2 separate regions of the Mus musculus genome follow, and region 2 is linked to region 1. The links are chromatin loops, found by intact Hi-C in ENCODE. Cell type or tissue: left cerebral cortex. All regions are shown on one strand. Each heading gives the region's core, and the rest is flanking DNA. Links, peaks and the distances in the headings are about the cores only. Region 1 holds the start of Gm34062 (a long non-coding RNA gene). Region 2 holds the start of Dgat2 (diacylglycerol O-acyltransferase 2).

What was found. Peaks named below come from ENCODE experiments on the same cell type or tissue, not always from the same donor. Only the 100,000 strongest peaks of a DNase experiment are listed, where the experiment ranks them.
Region 2: a loop joins it to region 1, with 2.2 times the contacts of the local background. A loop is called at or near these places in 4 of 42 quality-filtered maps.

What each region holds. Positions count from the first base shown.
Region 1 is chr7:99,245,700-99,255,038 of GRCm38, reverse strand. Gm34062 (a long non-coding RNA gene) reads right to left here and starts at 3,527. Exons shown (of 4, transcript XR_378360.2): 1 at 3,427-3,527; 2 at 1,780-2,016; 3 at 1,354-1,605. It also overlaps the pseudogene Gm18943. In left cerebral cortex, for the core only: a CTCF peak has its summit at 5,294 (motif pointing right); DNase peaks (open chromatin) are centred at 5,297 and 5,665; H3K4me3 peaks cover 849 bases; H3K27ac peaks cover 50 bases.
Region 2 is chr7:99,176,401-99,185,739 of GRCm38, reverse strand. It overlaps Dgat2 (diacylglycerol O-acyltransferase 2), which reads left to right and starts at 3,027. Exons shown (of 8, transcript NM_026384.3): 1 at 3,027-3,348. The coding sequence starts at 3,228. In left cerebral cortex, for the core only: no CTCF peak of the experiment used is centred there; DNase peaks (open chromatin) are centred at 2,730, 2,947, 3,700 and 8,160; H3K4me3 peaks cover 1,858 bases; H3K27ac peaks cover 1,344 bases.

The DNA.
Region 1 (9,339 bases), core at 383-8,382:
GCCATACTAGACATGAGACCATGTGTGCAAGAGCCTGTGGTCTGGCCTCTCTCCACCTAGCTGGGGACCCTGAGCCCCTAGAGGAGCCAAACCTTAAGAGAGTTCCAGGACAGCAGAGGCTACATAGAGAAATCCTAGCTTAAGAAGATAAAAAAGAACATACACAAATGATTTAAGCGTCCAGAAGAATGTCTGGGTTCTAAGTAGGATAAGAAAACAACAGTCTCAAAGTAAATAGGCACTTGGAGTGGGAAGTTGGCTCAATCGGTGAGCGCTTTGCTGTGCAAGCGTGGGGACCTGAGTTCAGACCTCCAGCACTCGCATGGAAAGCCAGGCACAGCAGCAATCCCCATGGTGGCGAGGAGGGCACAGGCCAAGCAAATCAGAAATCTATATTAAAAAAAAAATCTGCAACAGCAACAAAGAACACTCAACAATGACCTCTGGTATGCATACATACAAATGTGTAAACACATGTAATAAATACATAAACACCAAAAATGTTTAAATAAATGTTGACAAGTGCAGGGTTTATATTATTTTTGTTTTATCTATTTATTTAGGTTTTTTGGGGGGTGTTTGTTTTTGGTTTTTGTTTTTTGTTTTTTTGCATTTTGCTGTGTCACGTTGGTTGTCCTAGAACTGGCTCTGTAGACCAGGCTGACCTGGAACTCATAGAGATCCTCTGCCTCTGCCTCCCAAGTGCTGGCATTAAAGGCTTGTGCTACATGGCCTGGAGATATGGTTCAGCAGATAAGAGCACTGGCTGCTCTTCCAGAGGATCCAGTTCAATTCCCAGTAACCATATAGCAGTTCACAACTGTCTGTAACTCTGGTTCCCAGGGACCCAAGACCTTCACACAAACATACACGTATGTATGCAAAACATACATGCAAATCACCAGTGCACATAAAATAAAAATAAATGAATTATTTTTAAAAGATGTACTTATTTTTATTTCATGCATATATGAGTGCCTTCATGTGTGTGTGTGTACCATCTGAGGGCCTAGTGTCCTCAGAGGCCAGAAGGAAACACTAGACCCTGGAATTGGAGTTACAGAAGCTGTGAGGCCACCTCATGGGTGCTGGACACTGAACCTAAGTCTTCTGCAAGAACAGCAAGTGCTGGGAACCTTTGAGCCATCTCTCCGACCTCTACAAGAGCGGTGTTATGCCAGCTAGTCGAGGGGAATCCAGGACAGCCTCATCTCGGTTATTATCAATACAAGTTCGAGTCTCGGAAAGAGAATGAGTAATGTGCTCTTTCCCAAACTGGAGATAATAAAAATCCTTTTAAAATGTTTACGGCAGTAAATAGTGTTTAATGCAGGAGCCATTTATAATGCTCACCATGATAAGGGTAAATCTCAGGTCCCAGAAGGCCTTACGAGAACTCTCCTGGCCTGGCAGAGCAGTGTCTCTTCAGGTCACGGCAGTGGCTACAGAGGGAAATGGAACTGAGTGTCACAACTGAGCTGGCAGGTGACACTGGGGCCATTGCCATCAGTCACTGTGGTCTCTTAAGAAACGCGGATGATGTCCAAAGATGAGGGGCCCCATGGGCTGCATACAGGAGGGAATCCTGTCTGGGCCTTTCTCTGCCTGAGCAAGAGAGGAACATGGTTAGAAATAGGTTCTAGAAATTCCAGTGATTCTGCTCTGTGAAGGAGGAAATGGATGGGACCCGGAGTCAAGGACAGCATGGATGAGGCCAGTAAAGAAGTGATCAGGCAGATGGCAGTGTGGGATGTGGCTGAAAGAGGAAGAGAGCGATACCTGGTAGAAGTAGCTGTGCTTTCTAAAGGACTGGAAGCAGGGGGCTGAGGAGATGCCCAGGTGAGTTGAATGTTTGCTGAGCAAGCACGATTCCCTGAGTTCAGATCCCTGACCTCACATACAAAGCCAGGCCCAGCCAGCAGTGTACATCTGTCACTCCAGTGCTGGTGAGACAGAGACAACCTTCGGCCTCCACAAAGGTGCACACATAGGCACAGGTATGAACGAGTACACACCCTAAGAAAGAATGGAATATGAGGTAAGGAAGGAGGAAGACTTTGGGTGCCCTGCTCCCGAGTCCTGTGTTGGGGGCAGGGGCAGGTGAGTGGTGGGACCACCCAGAGCCAGGGAGTACAAAAGAAAAAGTGTCAGTTTGGGGGCATTGAAGGCTTGGAGGGTTTGTGAAGTGTCTGAGGAAACCTGCCCAAGACTCAAAGTGACCTTTTGTATTAAAGATGAGCCCCAGGCTCAGGAGGGCACCAGGTCCAGCAGAGCACAGATTTCCTTCCCCTGGAGGCCTAGAGAGCACATCCCCACACCACTGTACATATCACTCACTGTACATATCACTCACTGTACATATCACTCACTGTACATATCACTCACTGTACATATCACTCACTTATTCCACCAGCCAAACCTCTGCAGAGTTTCCTGTCGCCTGGCAGGGGGACAGGTCCATGGAGATAGAAGGAGCTCCCCACTTTAAGAGTCATGCCTTTCCCCTCCCACCAATGGCTGGCCGCAGCAGGCTCCAGAAGGAAGTGGTGTTTGATTCTCAAGGATGGGATAGGACAGCCATGTAGGCATGGTGATGCACACCTTTAATCTCAGCACTCGGAAAGCAGCAAAAGATGTATCTCTGTGAGTTCAAAGCCAGCTCAATCTATATAGTGGGTTCCAGGCCAGCCAGGGCCACATAGTGAGACACTGTCCCAAAAAAACAAAACAAAACAAAACAAACAAAACCAAACAAATCTGTTGGTATGAGGAGATCTGGCTGCCAGCCGAGGGTGTTGCTGTGGGAATAGAAGAGAAAAATACTGGGGAACTGAGCCCTAGTGGGGCCTGAGGAGGGCTGTAATCCTGGGCTGCTACAAGGCTACCTCGAACAACAGAAGTCGATACTTATGGAGGCCACAAGTTGGAAAGTCGGTGTCATGATAGGTAGGTAGTCTTGACTGTGAACCTGACTGGATTTAGACTCAATTAGGAAAGACACCTCTGGTTGTGTCTGTGAAACTTGGCCAGAGGTTTCACTGAGAAGGAAGCCTCACTCAGAACATAGGTGGTGCTGAGGCTGCAGGCTGCTTTCAAAGGAGAAAGGTCGCTGAGCAGAAGCCTGTGTGTATGGCTCTATTTCCGGACTGTGGGCATAATGTGGCCAGCTGCCTGATGTTCCCACCCCTTGCCTCCCCCTCCCCCTTGGTGGACTGTACCCCTAAGCCTGAGTCAGCATAAATCCTTCCATGGTGAAGTTTCTTTTGTTTGGGTATTCTGTCATAGCAACGAAAAGACAGTGTCACACCCAGCTTAAAAGTGTGTCAGCAAGGGGGGATCTGCGGGATGCTCTGTGAGAGAGCCTATCATCTTGCCTTGTTCTGTTCCCCATGTGGTCCCTTCCTTGTGGTTCAAAGAGCATCTTACCAAGCGCCTCTCTTCCATCACCATGTAGCTGTCTTCTGTTGTGCCCTTGGCCCTCCACTGCCATCTTACAAGGATCTCTGTGATGACATCATACAGCCAACTGTAGGGTCACATGAGGTGATTTCAGACTCTTCCCTTTAGTCATGCTTGCCACATTCCTCTTGCCACATATAAAGCATTGTTTACGGTTCAGGGGGTTAAGATATGGATTAACCGCAGGCAGATTTCTGAGTTCGAGGCCAGCCTGGTCTACAAAGTGAGTTCCAGGACAGCCAGGGCTACGCAGAGAAACCCTGTCTCTGTCTCGAAAAACAAACAAACAAACAAACAAACAAGAATATATGGCTTAACCCCTTGGGTGAGGGCCCCTTGGGTGAGGGTCGGGATGTTCGTCCTTCCATATATGCCCAGAATTTACATCATTTCCAGGAGAGGAAGAACCACGTTCAACCTGAGACCCAACAGCCAGTCTCTAGCGTTTCCTCTAGCTGCAGTGCTTGGGCACACACAGTCGAGCAGTGCCTCTCTCTCTCTCTCTCTCTCTCTCTGTTTTTGTTTTTGTTTTTCGAGACAGGGTTTCTCTGTGTAGCCCTGGCTGTCCTGGAACTCACTCTGTAGACCATGCTGGCCTCGAACTCAGAAATCCACCTGCCTCCGCCTTTGCCTCTGCCTCCCAAGTGCAAGGACTAAAGGCGCGCCAGCCACACCTCAGTCTCTTTCCAGATAGACGTCTCAGAACCCCTACCATGCTGTGCACTTCAACTTTAAACTTAGTTCACCACAGAGTCTTACTGAGATAACAGCACCCCACACGGGAGTGTGGACACTGCTGCACGGGCCAGCCTGCCAAATTCACAGTCCTGCCTGCAGAAAAGGACCCTCGGCTGAAGGGACTTCCTTCAGCTCTCAGAGAGCTTGAAGTGGGGACAGAAAGCCTCAGCTTCACCTTTCCTCATTCAGAGAACACACCTCCCAGTGGGAGGTGGGCGGAGGTCCCTGCGTTAGAGATTCCTGTGGAGAGAGTGTGGCGTTCCTATTGGCCACACTGGCTGAAATGCCGCTGTCGACCACAACAGAGACCTTGGGGGCTGGAGAGATGGCTCAGTGGGTAAGAGACCTGACTGCTTGAGCTCCTGAGTTCAATTCCCAGCAACCACATGGTGGCTCACAACCATCGGTAATGAGATCCGAAGCTGCCTTCTCCTGTGTCTGAAGACAGTGACAGTATACCCACGTACATGAAATAAATAAATCTTTTTTAAAAATGCAACGTGAGCCGGGCATGGTGGTGCACGCCTTTAATCCCAGCACTCGGGAGGCAGAGGCAGGCAGATTTCTGAGTTCGAGGCCAACCTACAAAGTGAGTTCCGGGACAGCCAGGACTACACAGAGAAACCCTGTCTCGAAAAAACAAACAAACAAACAAACAAACAAACAAAAAGAAAGAAAGAAAGAAATGCAACGTGAAGAACAGTGAACTTGGAGTCGTCATACATATCTGGAGAAAGGGCACCTGTGTGAGGAAAAGAGAAAATGCCAGGGCCTACGTGGGTTCACAACGATCCCATTACAACAAAAGGCCGAAAGGGAGGTGTTGTTACTTCGGTAAGCTGAAATGGTTTACGCCTCTGAGTTTGCTTTGAAGATGAGGTAAGGTCTCATTCTCACAGTACCTGACACTCAGGGCAGAAGCTCAGGATCCTCCATCCTGACAGTGCGGAGAGAAAAACAGACTGCTCATCTCCAGCCAAAGCTAGCAGCGCGGAACCAGTTCGTCAGCCTGCATCCAGCCTCAACCCCTCAGCTCAGGCTTCTGAGCCATCACCAACCCAGTCTTAAGCTCTTCTGGCTGCAGCTTTTCATATTGACCACCAGAGGGAGTAGCTCTCATTGTCGAAGGCTGATTTTCCGCTTCCAATTTCCCCTCTGCCGGCACCCTCCAACTTGTTAGGTTTCCGAACCTGGGGATTTCACGTTCGAGGGAAGGTGGGGGATGCTGCTCTAGTTAGGGAATGGAAAGTGTGATAAAGGACAAAGAAAATTCTGGATTTTGATAGGTTTTAGTAAGGACTCAAATGGAACTTTAATTCTGCATTTAAAACCCACTCCAGCAGGATCCAGGATGTGGTGGTGCAAGCCTTTAATCCCAGTACATTAGCCATGCCTCCTAATGTCCAAGTAAAGAACACGCGGCCAGCCAGGTGATGGTGGCACTGGAGATGCAAAAACATGTGGATATCTGAGTTCGAAGCCAGTCTGGTTTGCAAAGCAAGTTCCAGGACAGAGAAAGCTACATAGAAAAATCTTGTCTTAAAAAGTAAAACAAGGATGTAGTTGGTGGAGCGGCGGCGGCTGTAGCAGCGGCAGGAGGCGGCGAGAAGGACCCGGCGGCGGCGGAGCAGGAGGAGGGAAGGTGCTGGAGGCGTTCGCTCTCCGCGGGGACCGGAACACGACCTCTCACCCCCTCCCCACGGCTCGCGCTGCCGCCCCGTAGTTGGCACCTCTGCCCTAGCCGACCCTAAGCGGTAGTCGAGCCGCCGAGGGTGCGCTGAGACCTGGTGCCCGGGCTGCCCGCCGCCCGCGCGCCTGCCTCGCGGCCGCTCTCCCCCTCCCCGACACACACACACAGCCGGGTATTGATGGTAATGTATGCGAGGAAACAGCAGAGACTCAGTGATGGCTGTCACGACCGGAGAGGGGACTTTCAGCCTTTCCAGGGGGGTGATGTTTTACAGGCACTTAAGTATTCTTCAAAGAGTCACCCCAGTAGTGGTGATCACAGACATGAAAAGATGCGAGACGCCGCAGATCCTTCACCACCAAACAAAATGTTGCGGAGATCTAATAGTCCTGAAAACAAATACAGTGACAGCACAGGTCACAACAAGGCCAAAAACGTGCACACTCAGAGAGTTAGAGAAAGGGGCGGTGGGACCAGTTACTCTCCACAAGAAAACTCACACAACCACATAGTTCAAATTCACATTCTTCTAATCCAAGCAATAATCCAAGCAAAACTTCAGATGCACTTTATGATTCTGCAGATGATTGGTCTGAGCACATTAGCTCATCTGGAAAAAATTACTACTACAGTTGTTGCACAGAAGTTTCACAGTGGGAGAAACCAAAAGAGTGGCTTGAAAGAGAACAGAGACAAAAAGAAGCAAATAAATTGGCAGTTAATAGTTTCCCAAAAGACAGGGGTTACAGAAGAGAGGTGATGCAAGCAACAGCCACTCGTGGTTTCACCAGTGGAATTCTTACAGCAGCTGTAACACAAGCTTCCTTGCAGTCTATCATCCACAAGTTTCTTACTGCTGGACCATCTGCTTTCAACATCACCTCGCTGATTTCTCAAGCTGCCCAGCTTTCTACACAAGCCCAGCCATCTAATCAGTCTCCAATGTCTCTGACGTCTGATGCTTCATCCCCAAGATCCTATGTGTCTCCAAGAATAAGCACACCTCAAACTAATACGGTCCCTATGAAACCTTTGATGAGTACTCCACCTGTTTCATCCCAGCCAAAGGTTAGTACTCCAGTAGTTAAGCAAGGACCAGTGTCACATTCGGCTACACAGCAGCCTGTAACTGCTGACAAGCAGCAGAGCCATGATCCTGTTTCTCCACGAAGTCTTCAGCGCTTAAGTAGCCGGAGAAGTCCATCACCTGGTCCAAATCATACTTGCAGTAGTAATGCATCAGCTGCAACTGCTGTACCACAGAATGCATCTGCTAGATCTGCGTGCTCATTAACTCTACTCTAGTGGTGCACGTCAATGATAATCTCATAAAGCATGTTCAAGGGTGGCCCGCAGACCATGCAGAGAAGCAGGCATCAAGATTGCGTAAAGAAGCCCATAATATGGGAAGTGTACATATGTCAGAAATATGTACTGAGTTAGAAAATTTGAGATCATTAGTTCGAGTATGTGAAATTCAAGCAACTTTGCGAGAGCAGAGGATACTATTTTTGAGACAACAAGTTAAGGAACTCGAAAAGCTAAAAAAAAAAAAAAAAATCAGAATTCCTTCATGGTTTGAAGATGTGAATAATTGCACATGATCTCATAGAGGAACTGTAAATCTATTGCCCAGTCATAACATTTTGAGCTGCATTTAAGTAGACTATGGACCGTTAAGCTGGGCAAATGAAATGACAAGGGGACGGGGTCTGTGAGAGTCAATTCAGGGGAAATATACAAGATTGATTTGTAAAACCCTTGAAATGTAGCTTTCTTGTAGATGTATCTTCATGTTGTAAATATGTTTTGTAGAGTGAAGCCATGGGAAGCCAAAATGTAACAGAGCTTAGACATCTGAAACTAATCAGTGCTGAGGTGGCTGAATACCTAGCCTTTTACATGGAAACCTGTCTGCAAAATTACCTTTTTTTAAAAAAAGAAAAAGAAAAAATTTGGGGGGGAGGGTTTAATTTATCATTTAGAAATCTCGAATTTTCAAAAATCCAGTGCAAGTGCCAGGTGATCTGTGTCTGAGGTTACGATTTTGAACCTTATGAGCAGTGTACAAATATCATGAGACAACTGACCAGCACTTGCACCTGATCAAGAGCAGTGCTGCTCCATTTGTTTTGCAAAGATATGTTTTCATTTCCTGTATGTTCCATTCCCTCTGAAGTTCCTTGGCCTGATTTTATCCATTTTTTTTAAGGTGCCCCCTTTCCTTTCTTGGGGCACTGTTGCTGTGGCACTTTTCTATAACCTTGTCATTCCTATGTACAGTAGCTGGAAGTCACAGTGAGCAAGCATAACCCATGTTTGTATAACTTATTGAAATCCATTTTCATCTAAGAATGGACTTTAAGAAGTACTGCTGGGCAAGTGTGCTGAAAGTACATTAACTGCTCAAATACAAGGAAGTGGCCCAATGAACATGGTTGTGGGAGGGGAAAGGAGAAATAAAGCTAGTCAGATGTGAATTGTATCTGTTGTAATAAACATGTTTAAACAAACAAACAAAAAAAAGTAAAACAAAGGGCTGGCGAGATGGCTCAGTGGTTAAGAGTGCTGACTGCTCTTCTGAAGGTCCTGAGTTCAAATCCCAGCAACCACATGGTGGCTCACAACCACCCGTAATGAGGTCTGCTGCCCTCTTCTGGTGTGTCTGAAGTCAGCTACAGTGTACTTACATATAATAAATAAATAAATCTTTTTTTTTTTAAAGTAAAACAAAACAAAACCTAGAGTGAAAGACTTGTACCACTTTGCCCTGAAATTTTTAATTCTTTTTTTTTTCCCCTCAAGACAGTGTTTTTCTGGGTAGTCCTGGCTGTCCTGGAACTCACCCTGTAGACCAGGCTGGCCTCAAAGTCACAAAGATCCGCCTGCTTCTGCCTCCCAAGTGCTAGGATTAAAGGTGTGCATTCCAACACCCGGTCAAAATTTAATTTATTTAAATTTATTTATTTTCTGAGACAAAGTCTCTCTGTGTAGTATAGGCTGTCTGGAACTCACTCTACAGACCAGGCTGGCCCAGAATTCACAGAGATCCTCCTGCTTCTGTCTTCCAAGTGCTGGGAGTAAAGGCATGCGCCATCACCGCACTGCTGAAATTGAATTCTCAATGGAAAACAGAAGTAGAAAAAGGTATCTGCCCGATGAACGATGATTCTTGTGAATATGCTGAAATTTTATACCTATAAAGATATTCAACTTCAGCGATGAGGAAATGCAAATGAAAACATTTTACACCCCACCCCCACCCAATCCATCCCCCCAAAAAGCCTGGCCAGTTACAGCCAGTGCCAGAGAGGAGGATCCAGGGGCCTTCCAATGTTTATCCATTTTGGAAAATAGTTTGGTCCTCCTTCCCAATTTGGATTCAGCAGTAATTTTGAGGCTGTGGGAAGGAGATGGAAAAGTGAGGGTTGAAACCACCAGAAAGTGGGAGC
Region 2 (9,339 bases), core at 592-8,591, 70 kb after region 1:
CCTGACAAATGACACGTCTATTGGCCAATCTACCGTCCACTGAGCCTCTTGGTTGAGTTAGACCCACAATGGGCATAGACCAAGGGCTCCTGGGCTTGGGTAAATTCCAAGCTCAGCAGAGGCAGGCAATGGCAACCAGGATGGGAGGGCCAGCCTTGGCCTGACCTTACACTTCCCTGCACAACAGCCTGGCCATCCTTTGACCACTGGTCTCATCTCTTGGTTGAGTCTCCACCAAGGCAGGGACAAGTTCTGGTTCTGTGTGTTCCAATCAGTACCTGACCCAGAGAAGGTGCACAGGAAAATGCTGAAGTACACACATGAACTTGGGATCTGAATGTTTCCAATGGGCCTCGTTTACCCAAAGTCCTGCCATTTGTTATCATTAAGATAATGGTATCTTACTCTCCTTGCATAATGGTAACACCCTTTCCATATTACTTTAGTTGATCCATAAGTAGTCAAGATAGGAACTGTCACCCTTTCTGTCTCCTTTTTTTCCTCCCTCCTCCTGTTTCTTTTTTGAGACAGGGTCTCGGCTAACTCAGGCCAGCTTCCAAATCATTACATAGTTGAGAATGACCTTGAGCTCCTGAAGGAGACATCCTCCTCCTCCTCCACCTCATCCTCTTCCTCACTGACCACATGCTCAGGTTATAACAGGTATGGCTAACTTCCCACCTCCACTTTGTGATGAACAACTATCGACTTAGCAAGGACACTTGACAAGTCACTGCTAAAGGAAAGACTACACCCCAGGCTTATAACCTTCCAGATTAATCTCTGCCCATCGGACAGTAGCAGAGGTAAGTGAGTTTTTCATGGGTCCTGGCACAAGGCCTCCTCTACAGAGATGCTCCTGGAGCAGGAATGTGCCATACAGTGACCCGAGGTCTTCCATGCTGTGTGTGTGTGTGTGTGTGTGTATGTTTGTGTATTGTTCTGCCCCCCATATATATATATATATATATATATATATATATATATATATATATATATATACCTCTCTCCCCCCACAGTTGTTGCACAGCATACATCCATCTCGAGTCTCCCGTGAGCATGGCATGCCAGTAGCTTTCCCTTAGTTCCATAAAATGACCTAGGACTACCACAGAGCATCATCATGCCCTAGGATCTTTTTCCTTCTATTTATGGTTGACTCAGTTCTCTGGGTTTGGTAGTATTTTCTCAGTGAGATTTGTGCCCCACCACTCATCATGCAAGTGTTTCTAGGTTTCACTAATGGCATTTGTCACAGGCCCTGGGACTTTCTCCCCTCTTCAGGTAGAACTCACCTCCTTTCTTTTCTGCTCTTCCCCAAGGCCCTATTGACCTAGACCTTACAGTATGCAACCCAAAGGTGAGCCACACCCCAGTCCTATCTTTTTTCTGAAGGGCATACCTTTAACCACTGCCTTTGCTTGAGATTCTCCCACTCACCCAGCTCCCCACTGCAACCTGTCCTCACGTTTATTTCTCATACTCTGTCAAGAGGGATCCTACAATTCATCTTACCTCTTTCGTTTCTTTTAAGGCTCTCCCAGAACCCAGTCCCACCCCAAAGTCTTAAGAGAGACACTGGAGGATTTTCTAATCCCATGTCACTGCAGTCTCCATCTCCCACGTTGCCAGGACTACAGTCTCTATGGTCCTGCCCCAATCCAGACATGCTGACTGATGCTGCCCTTCGGCTTGTGCTCACACCCTCATTCTGCGGAACTCCTCTTCCTCTGTGGGCAATGGGAATGAGTCCCAGTGCCTGTAGTGAGCTTAGTCCATATACCTCAGTTCCTCAATTCTCAAAGCCTCTCACAATACAATCACGGGTGTTCCCGTTTTTACAGATGTGAAAGAAAACTGAAGCTGCAAACTGCGAGTGGTGGCACATGCCTTTCACTCAGCACTAGAGTCAGACAAAGGTGCATCTCTATAAATTCAGGCCAGCCTAGTCTACATAGTGCCAGGACAGCCAGGGCTACAAGGAGAAACCCAATTTCTAAAAAGAGAAAAGAAAAGAAAAACCAAAACATCAACATTCACACAACCCTCAACCCCACACCCTGCCCCCCTCCGGCAAACCAAGCCAAACAAAAGACACCCTGAAGTTGAGGAAAAGAGAGGAAGAGAGGTCTGGAACTGGGCTTGAAGTCCATCACTCACTATGCTTGTAGTATTGCCTTTGTCTTTGGTGTTTGGAGACAGGGTCACTATGTAGCCTGGGCTGGCTTCAAACTCTTGCATACATACAGGAGAGGGAGGGAGAGAGAGAGAAGAGGCGAGAGAGAGAGAGAGAGAGAGAGAGAGAGAGAGAGAGAGAGAGAGAGAGGAGAGAGAGAGAGGAGAGAGGGGAGAGAAGGGGGAGAGAGGAGAGAGAAGAGGCGAGAGAGAGAGAGAGAGAGAGAGAGAGAGAGAGAGAGAGAGAGAGAGAGAGAGAGAGAGAGGAGAGAGAGAGCGAGCTGCTAGGATTGTAGGATTACAGGTAGTAGACTCCATCGCTCTAGGTTCCTTCCTGATAAGACTCAATCACTCCTATTTTTTTGCTGGTAAAAGGAAAGGCTGCGGCACTTGGGTAACTGTCAGGTCCAGCTGTAACCTAACGAATTCCAACACTACTCACTGCAGGCTAGGCCTGCCCAAGGAAAGCACAGCCAAAAGGGACACAGGCACCCGCACGGTCCGGATCGTCCCGCACGTGCTCAAACTCCCTGCCCACGTTCCAGCTGCTGGACCGTACTAACGTCTGAGAGAGAGGCTTGGGAGAATGACAAGGCGGTCGCTGGGGCAACCAGGAGTAGTTTCATACACCGGGACTCCGGCTCCCTTGCCCGTATTCTATAGACTCTGAACCGTACAGTTCAGGCCATGCTGCCTTCCTGGGCTCTGTGCATAGTTTATCGCCGGGAGTCTCACCCCCTACAAGAACATGGCACAGTCCGGGGCGGACCCTTTTGCCCCGCCCTATAGCGTCACGACCCGCCCCGTTGTGAGGTTATAAAGTGCGCGCGCAGCGGCGCTCGGCGCCGTGGCCGCGCTTCGCTGGCTTTCTGCTCATCTAGGGTGGCAGCGGCTACCTACCTCAGCTCTCGCCCTGCTGCCGCCACGGCCTGGGCGCTGTCCCTCAGCTCCCGGAGCTCAGCGCGAAGCCCTGGCCCCGGCGGCCGGGGCATGGGTCAGGGGCGCGGCGTGAGGCGGCTTTCTGCACGGCCGTGACGTGCATTGGCTTCAGCATGAAGACCCTCATCGCCGCCTACTCCGGGGTCCTGCGGGGTGAGCGTCGGGCGGAAGCTGCCCGCAGCGAAAACAAGAATAAAGGATCTGCCCTGTCACGCGAGGGGTCTGGGCGATGGGGTGAGTGTCAGTCATCCCTAGGGCTTTCATCCTGAGGGCACCCACAGCAAGACGACTTTCAGGAAGGGACTTTGGCCAAAGCGTGCTGCCCTGTGCTGGACGGACGGCTAGCTAGTTCAGGTCGGAGTCCCAGACAATTATTTCCAGTTTTTAAAAGGTCTCGCCTTGTAGCCTAGGCTGGCTTCCAACTCTTAATCCTCCTTCCTTGGCATCCCAGGTGCTGTGATTGCAGGTGTGCCACTACAACTAGCTTCTCTTTAGGGGAACTTGACTCTTCTGCATCCTGTCATTTGGTTAAGGATGAGGCAAGATTCATGCTTAGCTCGGCTGGTTACCCAGTTTGAGCCAGGCAACCTGGTATCCTAGGCTAGCCTGGCTTCATTCTCCATCCTGGTACTCACTAATGTTGCAACACGTGTTACATCACTTGCCATCCCCCCAGCTGCTGAGGGCGACACCACCCACTCAGCTCAGTTAGTAGTGATATTTCACTCTCCAGCCCCCAGTACTGATCTACCTCACAAGGTGGAGCAGGATTTGGCTGGGAGGAACTGGATGGGGCAGGGTGGTAAGTAGGGTTTTGTAATCCCCTGAAACAGTCACTGGATGGAGAACATGCCTGCCTGGAACCAGGTGTGCCCCAACTGCCCTCTGCCCCAGCTTTTGTGGGCCAACCCAGACTGTGAAGCCCTCACAGCGCAACCCTGAGTCTGACATACTTAGAAGAGGGGTGGGAAACCCTTGGATTTTTTTCGTTTGTTTAGTCTGTGTAACAGCTCTGTTTGTCCTGGTATTCTATAGACCAGGCTGGCCTTGAACTCACAGAGATCTGCCTAAGTTGATTATCCTTCTAGAAGTTGTGTCTGCCTTCAAGATAGAACCGAGGCCTTCAGTGAATGGGGAAGGGGGGCATACAGTTCAAATCACACCTCAGCCTTTTCCATACAAGGCAAAGCACCCCACGTTGCTTAGCTGAAGCTGCAGAAACTGAAGGAGGAGGAACGAGCTACCCCAGTTTTCCTTAGAAAGGGCAGCGGTGATGCACACCTTCAATCCTAGGACTTGGGAGGCAGAAGCAGGCAGATCTCTTGAGAGTGAGTCCAGCCTGGCTTACAGGATGAGTTAGTTCCAGGACATATTAGTTGTGGTAATCTTGAAAGTTTAGGCAATCAGGAACAAAATAAGATTGCTGGTAAACCAACTATCTAGTGGTTACATCTCTTAGTACATGTTGTATAAAGTCAAGAATATGAGATAGAGATACACGCACACGCACACACACACACGCGCACACAGTTCTAAATTCAGTCTTCTCTTAATGGTACGGCATGAATATTTCTTACCATTTGTATGTCTGCCATTCTCACATGCTGGTGGCTGCAAGCTAACCCATGCTGGGGCTCCATCAGAGTGTTTCCACCTGGCATTGGCACCAGTCCTAGCTGACTGTTGCTATGGTTATCTGCCCCTGGAGAAGTGTTTCCATCCTAGGGGGCAAGCCCCTGGAGCTGCCCCACATACAGCCTACAGCTTCCACTGGCCTCTTCTCAGTGCTTCTCTCTTCCTTGGGCCTTTTGATTCCCTTAACAGGGAAGGACGCGATCTGCCCATGTCAATGCTTTTAAATATTCTCAGTCTCTGGGTAATGGCCCCTGCCTGCGGTCTGCTATGGCCCCTCCTGGAGCTATTCTTCCTGGGCTCTCCTCTGTCTTCCAAGAGCAGGATGCCTGTTAAATTCTTTTTTTTTTTTTTTTGACAGTTTTGTTTTTGTTTTTTAACTCAGAATTTGTCCTCCAGCTCTTGAGCAGTTCTTTACTGTCATAGCAAGAGAATTTCTCCATGTTGATGTTCAATGTAGAAAATACAATGGGGAAAAAAGTGGGTGTGATTACCTCATAGACTGCAACCAGGACTAATATGAAATGCAGACTAGTCAGTTTAACTCTCTGGAATCTACTTTGGTGAAAGACTAGGTGGGGTAGGGGAGGGTGCTCTAGCAAAGTCTCTGTTATCTTGCCATCTCCAGGAGGCCTCCTTGTTCCTCCTTGGTCCTATGGACACTCCCTAGTGGCCTAGTTTGTCTCCTCAGAGCAGTTCCCACCAACCACCCTGGTAGTGGCAGTGTTCAAGGAAGGAGGCAAGAGTATGGACTCTGTGAAGGGAAGTTCCATAATGGGTGAGAGATTGCACTGATAACTTGTTTTATTGTCGAAACCTGGATGGTGTGCATTTGTTGGGAGAGAGGGAGTCTGTTTTTTATTTGTGTGTGTGTGTGTGTGTGTGTGTGTGTGTGTGTGTGTGTGTGTAGTTCCTCAAGACAGGTTGTTTTGTTTGTTTTTTATGGCTGGCTGTCCTGTCACTTACTCTGTAGACCAGGTTGGCCTTACAGAACTACCTACCTGCCTCCTGAGTGCTGGGATTAAAGGCATATGCCACCCCTCCTGGTTCACATTGGCATTTCTGATCTCTGAATGTCTGGCTTAGACGGTGGCTTAGAAGCTAATAGGCACCCGCAGGGCCATCCCTGCCTTTGCTCCTGGATGGGGGGCTTCTCATGGTGGAGCCTTGGCTGCTTGTGACTATTCTTAGTTTAGTCCACGACCCAGCGTGAGGTAGTGGCAGTACAGCTCTGAGCTGGGACATTGTGTGGCTCTGAAGCCTAGGACAGGGGTGGAGTCATAGTTGGGATTTTAATAAAAGAATCCCAACAGCTGTTTATGATGACCGCATAGCTTGGATGGTAGAGATGGAGAACCCCTCCCCTGCGCATATGCTAGGTGGAGGGTAAAACTAAGTGGCTAGATTGTTGCGGGTAATTCTGGAACTGGGGGTTGGCAGTCATCTGACATAGTCCCGTAGTCCTGTGATCGCAGAGTGAGAACCTTGCTCTTGTCCCCGCTCCCTCAGTTCCCTGTGGCTTTTCCCACTTTTGAGTCGCATCTGCTGCCAAGGCTCACCTCGGCCAGGAAAGGAGGGCCAAATGCAGTGCATTATTAGCAGGGAAGTGACTCAGTTGCAAGTGTGGAAATTCTGCTCTGCCTCTACCTTCCTGCTCCTAAATTCAGCCGCCAGTACTTGAGTTATCAAACTACAGTCATCCATGGTGCTGGGTCTGGCCCAACCTTCATAGTACACATTAGAAACTGAGGTCTCAGCTGGGCGGTGGTGGCGCACGCCTTTAATCCCAGCACTTGGAAGGCAGGTGACAGGTGGATTTCTCAGTTCTAGGCCAGCCTGGTCTACAGAGTGAGTTCCAGGACAGCCAGGGGCTATACAGAGAAACCCTGTCTCAAAAAAAAAAAAAAAAAAAAAAAAAAAAAAAAAAAAACCAAAAAGAAAAAAAAAAAAGAAAGAAAGAAAGGTCCCCACGAAGGACTGGTCCAGGAGAAGAAAAGACAAAAGCCAGAACAGAACCCCCGATTCATCTCCATCTGCCCATCAGCCTCCTTAAGCCAGAGAGAGGCATGGGGACAGGACTGAGAGCTGACCATAATATGCACCATGCTGTTGCCAAATGCCTGCTGCTTACTCCATGTTGGGTATGGTGTCTCCTTCCCAAGCTTTTTGAGGAAGCTCCCCTAGGCTTGGTGGATAGGAATACCAACAGCCCATAGAACTTCTGTCTGGCTAGATAAATTTTCTCCATCCCCCCACCCCCAATACTTCATACTTCAGATCCTGTGAGGCTACCTGAACCCCTCCCACCCCCTCATGACCTCCTGGCTGCCATGCCACATGCTGGTACTCTTTCTGACCCTCCATCACTGTGCATAAGTTAGTTCTCTCTCCCGGTCCTGGATCTTGCATGCCTACCCATATTGCCACCACATCCTCCAGCTCCCAGAGCTTGTACTTTGAAAGTCATTATCACTTAGTTGTGACATGTGTGTATTGTTTGGGTAATTGTCAGCCCTTGGGGACAAGGACCTCATTTGTCTTTCTCAGTGCTGTGTCCCTAGTGTCTGACCCAGTGCAGGCAGGTGGTAGGAGCCCTGGTGATATTTGTTGAGTAAAAGAATCATTCGTGGGGCTTCCAGGTCCTCTAGGCAGAAAACTCTGCTGTCTCTGAAGATTACTTTCTCCAGTCAAAGCTGGGTGTGGTGGTTGCACACCTTTAATCCTAGCGCTCATGCAGAGGCAGGTAGATTTCTGAGAGCCCAGACAGCCAGGGTTTTTGGAACCTGGTATCCTAAGTGGCATACTTCCTTGGCCTCATCATCAAAGACTACTTCATAAAAACGGGATATGTGAAGACTGGCTCCTGGAGCGGACTCCCCTGGGTCTGAGTTTGCAGTCTGCTGGCTGATCACTTATTGCTGACTGTGTCAGCCAGCATGCCTGACTTGGCCTCAGCAAGCCACTGCCTCTTGCTGATTGTTAGTCCCCTTCCTGTGTGCAGTGGACAGGGGTATGGTAAAAGTATCTTCACTGTTGTGCTGAGCCTGGGAGACCCTTGTGCCAATCCCATAGCAGGAAGCCTGAGGGTCTGCTCTCAGAGCAGCGGGGAATTCTGAGCCAGGGCAGGAACCTCATTCTGCTTCTACCTTCCACACTGCGCCAGCTCTTCGTGCGTGTGGTGCGAGGAGGCCTGACTAGGTCAGCCCCTTTGGTTCCTTCCAGATCAGTGGGAAGTGTGTTGTTGCCAGACCTGGCCCCCTACTCTTCCTCGTTCGTACCCTCTGTCATTCCAGAAAATGGGACTTGCATCCTCCTTGGGGCCCAGGTGAGTGCCCTAGAGGAACGTACCTCCCCATGGATTGTCATAAGGACCTATTCTGGGGACTCCTTGGTGACGCACATGCAAACTGATGGTGTTGCCATGGCAGCCCCTCCTACTCAGGATTGAATGTGCTGGGTCAGAGAGTGGGGGTGGAGAAAGCAGGCGCTGGGGTCTCATGTCACTTGTATTGCAGTCCTGGTTGGCTGTTGAGAACCTACCATCCTAAAAGACTTACTTTTTTGCCTTTACCTCCCAGGACTCTATCTTATTTAATGAAAAGTAAATATGTTAAACCCTAACTCTCTAGAATAACTCTTGTAGGAGCCAATGTTCTTATTAGCAAGGTCATTTGTAGATTAAAAAGCCATTAGGAATTCTAGTAGAGTGAAGAAGGTCCAAGTTGGCAAGACCTCAGGCCTCCTCTGCTCTGTTCTTATGCCTTATGTAGTGCTCGAGGGAAACTAGAGGGAAGGGAGGGTCCCAGAAAATCTAAGGAGACTGGGATGCTGGGCTCCCTGTAGCAGGCTCTTGATAGCCTGGCCAGGTACTTCCCCTAGCATAGCATGGATCTGTGGTGGTTTGGCCTTCCCTTTGGCCCAAATGTCACTATGGGCACTATTTTGGGACGCCTAATTTCCATAATAGCTCTCAAAGGAGATTGTTCATCTTTCTGGGAAAGGTCTCACCAGTGCGTTAGCAGCTGAATGGCTAGGTTGCTGCCCTGTCCAAAGTTGTTGGATGGAGTGGAAACTGATAGGCTTTTCCTGGTGTTCAAGGTAGAGGCCAGCACTCCATGGCCTTCTCGTCCTTCCTGCCTGCCTCTCTGTTACTCAGATTCAGTCTCTGCTGTAGCTGGACTGGACTTGTATACTTAAGTCCTCAAATTTGTGCTCTCTCTTTGTAGATGCCATTCGCAGGGCCCATGACTTCCTTATGTTAGGCTGATACCTCATCTGAGCTGTTGTATCCCCTCCCCAGGACAGTCCGGGGACATCCCTCTGAGCTTGGTCCTTTTAAGCCCCCTGTATATAATTCATAACCTTGTCTCCCCAGCTATGTCTAGGGTGGGTAGTACAAGAATTAACACCTCTGGCAGGTGCCTCGGAAGCAGGAGGAGGTGCGGACCGGAGCTTCTCTTCTGTTTCGGGATCCTTAGGAAGTACGTTTCTCTCTGGAGCCTTCCTGTTATCCCTGACATTAGCCTACCCTTCCACTTAGAAAAAAAAAAAAAAAAAAAAAACAAATCTTTTTTGTATGGCACAGGTCAACCT